2 separate regions of the Homo sapiens genome follow, and region 2 is linked to region 1. A link is an interaction called in ENCODE POLR2A ChIA-PET data of the cell type or tissue named here. Cell type or tissue: OCI-LY7. All regions are shown on one strand. Each heading gives the region's core, and the rest is flanking DNA. Links, peaks and the distances in the headings are about the cores only. Region 1 overlaps PPM1B (protein phosphatase, Mg2+/Mn2+ dependent 1B). Region 2 holds the start of SLC3A1 (solute carrier family 3 member 1).

Region 1 (5,384 bases), core at 185-5,184:
TGAGGTCAGCAGTTCGAGATCAGCCTGACCAACATGGTGAAACCCCATCTCTACTAAAAATACAAAAATTAGCCAGGTATGGTGTGTGTGCATCAGTAATCTCAGCTACTCGGGAGGCTGAGGCAGGAGAATTGCTTGAACTCAGGAGGTGGAGGTTGCAGTGAGCCAAGATCACACCCACTGCACTCCAGCCTAGGCGACAGAGCAAGACTCCATCTCCAAAAAAAAAAAAAAAAGATGATACTGTGTATGGCCCATGCTTTTTGGATACATATACGTCTGTGTATCTGTTCATGTTAGCATATGTAAAAATACCTGGAAAGAAAGGAAATACAGCAATATAATGATAATGGGTAGGGAGTTCTAGATACTTTATTTTCTTTGAATTTTCCAATTTTCCACAACAAGCATATTAGCTGTCATTTAATTGCAAAATTTATTATGTGGACTTAAAACATGTTTCCCTAAATAAAGTTTCTCATCCAGGGCTGGTGGCTCATGCCTGTAATCCCAGCACTTTGGGAGGCCAAGGTCAAAGGATCACTTGAGCCCAGGAGTTTGAGACCAGCCTGAGCAACACGGGGAGACCCCGTCTCTACAAAACAAAAATTTAAAAAATTAGGTGTGGCAGCACACACCTCTGGTCCCAGCTACTTGGGAAGCTAAGGTGGGAGGATCACTTGAGCCCAGGAGGTTGAGATTACAGTAAGCCATGTTCATGCCTCTACACTCCAGCCTGGGCAATGGAGGAAGACCCTGTCATTCATTCATTCATTCATTCATAAATAAATAAATAAATAAATAAATAAATAAATAAATAAAAAGTTTCCCATTTTAATCTATTCAGGAAGGGTTGAGATGGAACAACATGTGATAAGTATACTCTAATGATAAACCTTGTCAGTCTTTAAGAGGAAATTTTCTACTTTACGGTATATCACAAAGACCTTTTAATGCAGGGCCTACAACCCTCTTCCCCCGAAAACCCCCAAACCAAAAAAAAAAAAAAAAAAAAAAAAGATAAAAACCTACCATTTTATTAAAAAAAAATTACAGGACATTAAAACAAAATCTGCTTCAAAGATTTACACATAAAGTGATTATCAACCCTTGCTCCACATTGGAATTACCTGTGGAGCTTTTAAAATTGCACACATGCCAAAGTTCCATTTCAAAATACACAGATTCAGTGGATTTGGGTTGTTCTTTTAAAGCCTGACAGGTAATTCTGATATACAGCCAGGGTTGAGAATCACTGATATAGACTAAATGGCATGACTCAATTTGGAGGTGGACTTATTAATAAGGTTGGATGAAAGGTTGTTCCATTTGTCGTATTTGGGTCAATTTTGGCAAGTTCAACAGATAAAGTACCTCTCGCTTTCCAACTGACACTTACATTATTAATCACCTGTATTTCTGTGAATTGCTATAGTAGTGACAGTTGGGGAAGAGAAGTTGCTTTTTAAAAGATATACTAGGTCGGGCGCAGTGGCTCAGGTCTGTAATCCCAGCACTTTGGGAGGCTGAGGCAGGCAGATCATGAGGTCAAGAGATGGACACCATCCTGGCTAACACAGTGAAACCCTGTCTCTACTAAAAATACAAAAAGTTAGCTGGGCGTGGTGGCGGGCACCTGTCGTCCCAGCTACTTAGGAGGCTGAGGCAGGAGAATGGCGTGAACCTGGGAGACGGAGCTTGCAGTGAGCTGAGATGGCACCACTGCACTCCAGCCTGGGCGACAGAGCAAGACTCTCTCTCAAAAAAAAAAAAAAAAAGACATACTAAAACCAAACCATAGCCAGGCACGGTGGCTCATGCCTGTAATCCCAGTACTTTTGGAGGCCGAGGTAGGTGGATCACTTTAGTTCAGGAGTTTGAGACTAGCCTGATCAACATGGTGAAACCCATCTCAACTAAAAATAGAAAAATTAGCCAGGCGTGGTGGTGCATGCCTGTAGTCCCAGCTACTTGGGAGGGTGAGGCAGGAGAATCGCTTGAACCTGGAAGGCAGAGGTTACAGTGAGCCGAGATTGCACCACTGCATTACAGCCTCGGTGACAGGGTGAGACTCCGTCTCAAAAAATGAAAAATAAAAAAATAAAAAGCAAAAGAAAACCAAACCAATAAATCAAGTAGACACGGATTTGCAATGGCTGACATTACAGAATCACTAAATTGAGAAGAACTTTAGCTAATGACCACACTTAAAAGTCATTTTATCTTATGGCAAATTACATTTTCTCATCACTCTGGATAGACAATAGAGGACTGAAACCTCTTCCGCAGCCATTATATTTGATTTTTCCAAACACTGTTATGTAACTCTCTCATGGGCTTTCATTAATATTAGAAGAGAAACCTATTATCTAGGTTCCTGCACTTTCTTTATCTGAACTCGTACAGTTGATATAGCACACCTATTTTTACACATCTATTATAGCAATTAACTCTACCTTGCAACGGTTCACAAGACTCTCCACTTAGACTGCAAACTCTTTTAGAGTAAAGACAATTTCATATTCCATTCTATGTCCTCCTACCATCTAAGGAAGGAAAAATAATATTTGTGCTAAGAACTTTATATACATAATCTTACTGAATCCTCACAGGTACCCTACAAAGTAAGGATTCCAGTTATCATTTTTATAAGTGATGAAACTAAAGCTCAGAGAGATTTAAGTTATTTGTCACGGTGACAATCTTAGTAAATGGCAGGGCTCTGATTTGTGCACAGGTATAATTAACATCAATGTCTATCTTTGCGCTCTGTTGAATACATTATGGCGAGTGACCTTTTTTGCATAGGAAGTACCTCATACAGGTAAGACTCTTACTAAAGAAATATTGGTGAAATTATTATAGAACACCACAGGTTATTTCATATTGAAGTTTATATTTCCTTAATATAGTAAAATTAATAAAACTATAGAACACTAGTTATGTTGATTAAACTATCATATCAGCTGGGATGTTTACAATTATTCTGTAAAGTAAATTGAAGGCAATTACTGAGATGAGAATTCAGGACATCTCCCATCCACCCTAGTTTTTAAGCTTTTACTATCAGCTAGACTAACATAGCTTAAAAGTCGAATCTCTCATGATGAAAATACTAACTTACACCAAATAAGACATAGAAATTAGATAAATCAAGCAGAGAGTAGTAATAGGAGGGGGAAGGGAACTAAGCACATTTTAAAAAATAAAATTTAACCAGCTAATATTTATTTGCAGCAATATTTATCTTTTGAAACACAGCTCTCATAACCAAAATTCTTTTTTTTTTTTTTTTTTTTGGAGACGGAGTCTTGCTCTGTCACCCAGGCTGGAGTGCAGTGGCACGATTTCAGCTCACTGAAAGCTCTGCCTCCCGGGTTCACGCCATTCTCCTGCCTCAGCCTCCCGAGTAGCTGGGACTACAGGCGCCCGCCACCACGCCCGGCTAATTTTTTGTATTTTTAGTAGAGGCAGGGTATCACCATGTTAGCCAGGATGGTCTCAATCTCCTGACCTTGTGATCCGCCCACCTCGGCCTCCCAAAGTGTTGGGATTACAGGCGTGAGCCACTGTGCCCGGCCCATAACCAAAATTCTTAAAATGACTACTTATAACAGTAGAGAAAAAGTAAACACTAGTAAAAATGTTTCTTATGAAGTCCTACGTGCTGCTTGTCAGACAAAAAAATTTTTAAACTAAAAATTCTCCAGTATGACAAAATGTGATACAATTGATGACTAATGAAGACTCTAATAAATTACATGTTACTTGAAGAATCATGTCAAATTTAATGAATAATTTTAGACAGTGTCATTTGAATGGTCAAGACCACATAGCAAAGGTAAGTGTTATGTCAATCATACCTTAAAAACATAGTGACTAATGTTAGTGCATTTTCTCTCTCTCTCTCTTTTTTTTTTTTTTTTTTTTTTTTTTTTTTAGACAGAGTCCCACTCTGTTGCCCAGGCTGGAGTGCAGTGGTGCAATCTTGGCTCACCGCAAGCTCCACCTCCCAGGTTCACACCATTCTCCTGCCCCAACCTCCCGAGTAGCTGAGACTACAGGCGCCCACCACCACGCCTGGCTAATTTTGTTTTTTTTGTATTTTTAGTAGAGACGGGGTTTCACCATGTTAGCCAGGATGGTCTTGATCTCCTGACCTCGTGATCCTCCTGCCTCGCCCTCCCAAAGTGCTGGCATTACAGGCATGAGCCACCGCGCCCGGCCTGCATTTTCAAACAGTATAGGTCTTCTCCATAGCAATGCTTTGACAAGTGAATAAAAAGTAAATATGAAAAAACTAATATTCACATAGTTCTAAAAACTGTGATATAAAAATGTAAAAGCAGCTATGGGTATTGCATTTATCCGTTTAAAGTAAAACAGAAAAATGCATGCAAAATTTAATAATCTGAAAACAATACAGAGATTCTTTTGGGCTCAAAAAGAGACTAATCTATCCTGTTTTTCCTTCCCTTCTCTAAGATCAAAATGCCTTAAACCGTTTTTGGATTAAGATAAATATGTGTATTTAAGTGAAAAATAACTGACAAGGAATTGGGCTTAACTCATTCCTTTCAACAACTTTATAAAATATTTACCATTAAAAACAGATTATCTTGTGGTTGGATGCAGTGGCTCACGTCTGTAATCCCAGAACTTTGGGAGGCTGAGGTAGGAAGATAACTTGAGCCCAGGAGTTCAAGACTAGCCCTGGCAATGAAGCGAGACCCTATCCCTACAAAAAATACAAAAAATTAGCCGAGTGTGGTGCTGTGTGCCTGTAATCCCAGCTACTCAGGAGGCTGAGCTGGGAGGATCGCTTGAGCCTGGGAGGTTGAGGCTACAGAGAGCCATGATGGTGCCATAGCACTCCAGCCTGGGACAAAGAATGAGACCCTGTCTCAATCAATAAAATAGAGTATCTTAAGACTGATAAACATGATATTTACAAAAGAATGGGAAATGATTTTTCCTGCATGGTAGACACAGGTGGGGTACAGACATACATAATCTCTACCTTAAAGAGGCCACATGGAATAATGTAAAGAGAATAGGAGTCAGACTAATTCAAATTCTGGCTGCATGATTTATTTAGCTTTGTGACCTGTGCAAACTACCTCATCTCTGTAAGTCTCATGTGTAAAAGAAGGGTGCTGAGAAGATTACCTATGACTCTGTGTGTGTATAAATAAGGGGCCTGGCACAAGTAGGAGCTGGGTAAATACAGGTCACCCCCCTGCTCAACTTTACCCTTGGAAAATTACCAACTTGTGCAACTACTTGATCAGTGGCATACTAATTCAAAAGCATTATGAGTCTTTTTCAAGGGAAGAACTTTTTGCATGAAAGTATAAAACTCTATAAATACAGACTTTCATACC
Region 2 (5,384 bases), core at 81-5,080, 49 kb before region 1:
TTTAAAGATACATTAAGCCCATTCCTACTTTCCACATTCATATCATCCTGTTTTGTTTTCTTCAAACCAATTATCATTGTAAAACATTAGTTTGTTAGTTTCCTTATTTGTTTCCTATTGTTGCCTTGAAGTAGAGTGACCATACCAACCAATTTGCTCAGAAGTTCCCAGTGTATGCCTGCCATCTGGCATAATTTTACTCTGAAGTATGTTCTGGTTTGAGCAATATATTGTAAGGATGTTTTACACATAACCCACCAAGAAATTAACTTAGCTTTTAAAAAATAATTTTTCACTTTTTTTTTTTTCTTTTTGGAGACGGGGTCTCCCTATGTTGCCTAAGCTGGCTGGCTGAGAGCTCCTGGGCTCAAGCGATCCTCCCACCTCAGCCTCCCAAGTAGCTGCAACTACAGTCATGCGCCACTACCCCTGGTTAATTCTTTACTTGTTTTATACTAATACGGACATGGTTTTAAACAATCCTTAATTCAAGTAATGACGAATGCATACTGCTACCCCTTTTCTACTTCCCTTCCTTTTTTAGAATTTAAACTTTAAGACTCAGCCTATACTTTTTACAGATATCACTTGATTTTTAAAAAAATATTATTTATGCTTTATTCACTAATACACTCCCAGCCACACAGCCAAACTAGCTGCTTCGTATACTGGGAAAGCAATTCCCAACTGCCACCCTGACATATTCAACTATAAAGTCCCCAGAAACAGGACATAGATTTTAGAAGGAAGGCTGCTCTAAGAAGTTAGAATTGATGACTGAACAACTGTATGTACTTAGTGGGCAATAAATTAAACAACTCGTTTGGCTCAAAGGCCTTCAGCAAATAGCCCTTCAGCTAGTAAAATAACTGCTGGGTTCTGCTGAGTGATTTTCTAAGAATATCATAAACAAGGAGCAACTTGGCATGACCAGTCATAATGGAATGTGCTTACTGAACAACCCAGGCATAATTTGGTTCTGAAGAACAAAAGAACCATAAACCAATCTCATCCTGGCACCCACCCTAAATGATCTCTGGGCATGTACCTTTCAGATCTCCGTTCCCATCCTTGTTACTGTCCTTGAAAGACCTTGGGTAGATCTGGTACATGGGCCCCTCCTGCCACCAGTCTAGGCACTTTGGAGAGAGGGCAATGATGGCTATGGTGGCCGCGATGAGCACCAGCACAGAAGCCACTGTGAGCCAGAAGAGGATCTCCCGAGGTATGCGGTAGCGGGCCTGGCCAGAGAACTGGAACAGCACCTCCTTGGGCATCCCCGCATAGGGCTGGACGCCCTTGAAGTCGGGCTCCTGGGAGCCAAGGATGCCCCTGGTGCTGTGCTTCAGGTTGTCTGTTGAGCTTCCTGGATCCGGGGTCTGCTCCAGAATGTCTTCATTATGGACAAACCCGTTGTTTGTCTGGCATCCCTTCATACTCATCTCGATGGAGTCTCTCTTGCTTTTATCTTCAGCCATGTCTCACCGACTTATGTCTTCGGAGTGCCTTCCTGCAGTAAGGGAGGTGGAAGAGTGGCTTGCTGAATGCTTGGTCTTGTTAATGAACTTTGTGTGGTTTATAAATAAACCTAGCTGGACAAAGTCCAGCCAAGGAAGAAAGGGTAAAAGTACAGAGGTTTAAAAAAAAAATCTCGGGACTGGCGCGGTGGTTCATGCCTGTAATCCCAGCACTTTGGGAGGCCGAGGCGGGCAGATCACCAAGGGCAGGAGTTTGAGACTAGCCTGGCCAACATGGCCAAACCCCGTCTCTACTAAAGGTATAAAAATTAGCCAGGCGTGGTGGTGTGCACCTGTAATCCCAGCTGCTCGGGAGGCTGAGGCAGGAGAATCGTTTGACCCCGGAAGACAGACGTTGCAGTGAGCCGAGATCGTACCACTGCACTCCAGCCTGGGCGACAAGAGCGAGAATCCATCCCACAAAAAAAAAAAAAATCTCCACTGGGCATCTTGGCTCACACCTGTAATCCCAGCAGTTTGGGAGGCTGAGGCAGGCAGGTCACCCGAGGTCAAGAGTTTAAGACCAGCCTGGCCAACATGGTGAAACCCCGTCTCTACTAAAAATACAAAAATTAGCCGGGCGTGGTGGTGCATGCCTGTAATCCCAGCTACTCAGGAGGCTGAGGCAGGAGAATCACTTGAACCCAGGAGGCAGAGGTTGCAGTGAGCTGACATCGAGCCATGGCACTCCACCCTGGGTGACAGAGGGAGACTCTGTCTCAAAAAATAAAATAAATAAATAAGAAAGAAAATAAAAATAAAATGAAACTAAAAATAAATTAAAAAATTAAAAATTGGAAACAACCCAGGTAGCTATCATCAGATGGATAGATAAACAATGTGGTTATACATATAGTGAAATATTATTCAGCTTTGAAAAGGAATGAAGGCTGGGCATGGTGGATCACGCCTGTAATCCCAACACTTTGGGAGGACAAGGCGGGTGGATCACTTGAGGTCAGGAATTGGAGACCAGCCTGGCCAACATGGCAAAACCCATCTCTATTAAAAATACAAAAATTAGGCCAGGCGCGGTGGCTCACGCCTGTAATCTCAATACTTTAGGAGGCCGAGGCCAGTGAATCACCTGAGGTTGGGAGTTCAAGACCAGCCTGACCAACATGGAGAAACCCCGTCTCTACTAAAAATACAAAATTAGCCAGGTGTGGTGGCGCATGCCTGTAGTCCCAGCTACTTGGGAGGCTGAGGCAGGAGAATCGGTTGAACCTGGAAGGCGGAGGTTGCGGTGAATGGAGATCACGCCATTGCGGTCCAGCCTGGGCAACAAGAGTGAAACTCCATCTCAAAAAAAAAAAAAAAAAAAATAGCTGGGCATGGGGACATATGCTGTAATTCCAGCTACTTGGGAGGCTGAGGCAGGAGAATCGCTTGAACCCAGGAGGCAGAAGTTGCAATGAGCTGAGATAGCACCACTGCACTCCAGCTTGGGTGATGGAGTGAGACTGTCTCCAATACATAAATAAAGGACTGAAATTCTGACACATGCTGCAACATAGATGAACCTGGAGGACATTATGCTAAGTGCAATAAGCCAGACCCAAAAGGGCAAGTGTGATTTCACTTAGATGAGGTATCTTGAGTAGTAGGATTCATAGGAACAGAAAATAGAAACGTGGTTACTGGAGGTTGGAGGAAGGGAATAATGGGGAGTTATTGTTCATTGGGCAGAGAATTTCAGTTTGGGATGATGAAAAGTATTCCTGAGATGATAGTGGTGATGGTTGCATAACAGTATAAACATACGTAATGCCACTGAAATGTTACAGATGTTTTACCACAACTTTTTTTAAAGCTTAAAGCTTTCTCTATTTAGCCAGGTATAAGAAAAATGACTTTGGGGGGAAATTATTTTTCTTATACATGGTTAAATAGAGAAAGTGGGAAGATAGCTTAAGCCCAGGAGTTGGAGACCAGCCTGGACAATATAGTAACACCTCATCTCTACAAAAGAAATTTAAAATTAGCTGAACATGGTGGTGCACCCATGTAGTCCCAATTACTCAGGAGGCAGGCTGATGTGGGAGGATCACTTGAGCCCAGGAGGCAGAGGTTGCAGTGAGCTGAGATGAGCCGAGGAGACAGAGGTTGCAGTGAGCTGAGATCACGCCACTGCACTCCAGCCTGGGTGACAGAGCAAGATTCTGTCTCAACAACAACAAAAAGGAATGTAATGATTTATGATGTCCCTTTCATCAGGAGCACATACAGTCCTATGAATCGTTTGATCTGATAATGAGACTTTTTTTTCTTTTAAATGATGATAGTTATCTGGGGCCCTAATCTTAGTGTCTCTTTGTGGAGTGGCTTAGAAGCATTGTATAGTATAGAGGTATGGAGGAATGAGCTACTTGATCTTGGACAAATTACATTTAAAACTGAGTAAATCCCAATACTTGGCTCATTGAATGCACCCAGTGATACCTCTCATTATTATTAATTATGCCCATTGAATATTTTTTATTTTTATTTTTTGAGATGGAGTTTCACTCTTATTGCCCAGGCTGGAGTGCAATGGCGTGATCTCAGCTCACCCACAACCTCCACCTCCCGGGTTCAACCGATTCTCCTGCCTCAGCCTGCTGTGCAGCTGGGATTACAGGTGCCCGCCAACACACCCAGCTAATTTTTTGTATTTTCAGTAGAGACAGGGTTTCACTAAGTTGGCCAGACTGCTCTCCGACTCCTGACCTCAGGTGATCCACCTGACTCGGCCTCCCAAAGTGCTGGGATTATAGGCGTGAGCCACCATGCCATGCCCCAAATCATTTTCTAACAAAGAGCAGCCAGTAAAGTCAAGCTGCAGACATAGACAAGCAAGCCGGGAGCTTGCACAGGTGGATGCGACAGGAAAGAACTACCTGGGACTAGACATGTTCAAAATGGCGGCTGCACCTCCCCTTCTCTGCCAGCCACGTGTACAGTAAGGAGCAGACAAGATGGCACCGGCCAAGTGGAGAGTTCATTTGCATAATAAGATTAGAGTGGGGCCACCAGCCTTCCCTGTGTGCTATGTAAACGTCACACCTGACCCAAAAAACCTGTGAGCCCTACCTAAATCAGACACGGCCTCCTCAAGCTGGACTATAAAATCTGGCGTATCCACCAGCTGACCTTTTCCTCTTGGAAGTCCCTTCTTTCTCACTAGAGAGAGAGCTATTTTCCTTTGTCTTTCTCCTTCTTCCGCCTATTAAACCTCTGCTCCTGGCCAGGCGCCGTGGCTCAGGCCTGTAATCCCAGCACTTTTGGAGGCCAAGGCGGGCAGATCACCTGAGGTCAGGAGTTGAGGACAAGCCTGACAAACATGAGGAAACCCTGTCTCTACTCAAAAATACAAAATTAGCTGGGCGGGGTGGCGTGCGCCTGTAATCCCAGCTACTCAGGAGGCTAAGGCAGGATTGCTTGAGCCCAGGAGGCCAAGACTGCAGTGAGCTGTGATCACCCCACTGCACTCCAGCCTAGGTGACAGAGTGAGGTTCAAAACAAAAAAAGAATATACACCACAGTTTATAAGTGGGCATGTGGGATTTTTTTCGTTTGTTTTTGGCTATTATAAATAAAATTGCTACGAGCAATCATGTACAACTCTTTCTAAGGATATAGCTTCCTTCTCTCTTAGGAACCAACTAGCAGTGAAATAGCTGGATAATATGGTAAGTGTATAATTAATGTTTAAGAAACTGCCAAACTGTTTTGGAAAGTAGTTGTATTGAGGCAGGAGAATATAGGGATTGGAGGCAGGGAACCTAAGGCTGTTTCACGCAGCATTCCTAGAACTAAACTGAAAGGAAAACCCTAACTTTACATGCCTAAATCACAAAAGGACCAGAGGCTACTCCCTTTGCAAAC

The links. Peaks named below come from ENCODE experiments on the same cell type or tissue, not always from the same donor. Only the 100,000 strongest peaks of a DNase experiment are listed, where the experiment ranks them.
Region 2: POLR2A ChIA-PET joins it to region 1 with 21 read pairs; 5 of 35 experiments call an interaction of 5 or more read pairs at or near these places.

What each region holds. Positions count from the first base shown.
Region 1 is chr2:44,222,371-44,227,754 of GRCh38, reverse strand. The region is part of intron 5 of PPM1B (protein phosphatase, Mg2+/Mn2+ dependent 1B); the gene reads right to left. Among named protein-coding and RNA genes, the nearest start is that of SLC3A1, 50 kb to the left of the region's middle. In OCI-LY7, for the core only: no CTCF peak of the experiment used is centred there; no DNase peak of the experiment used is centred there.
Region 2 is chr2:44,271,630-44,277,013 of GRCh38, reverse strand. SLC3A1 (solute carrier family 3 member 1) reads right to left here and starts at 1,534. Exons shown (of 10, transcript NM_000341.4): 1 at 1,049-1,534. The coding sequence starts at 1,478. In OCI-LY7, for the core only: no CTCF peak of the experiment used is centred there; no DNase peak of the experiment used is centred there.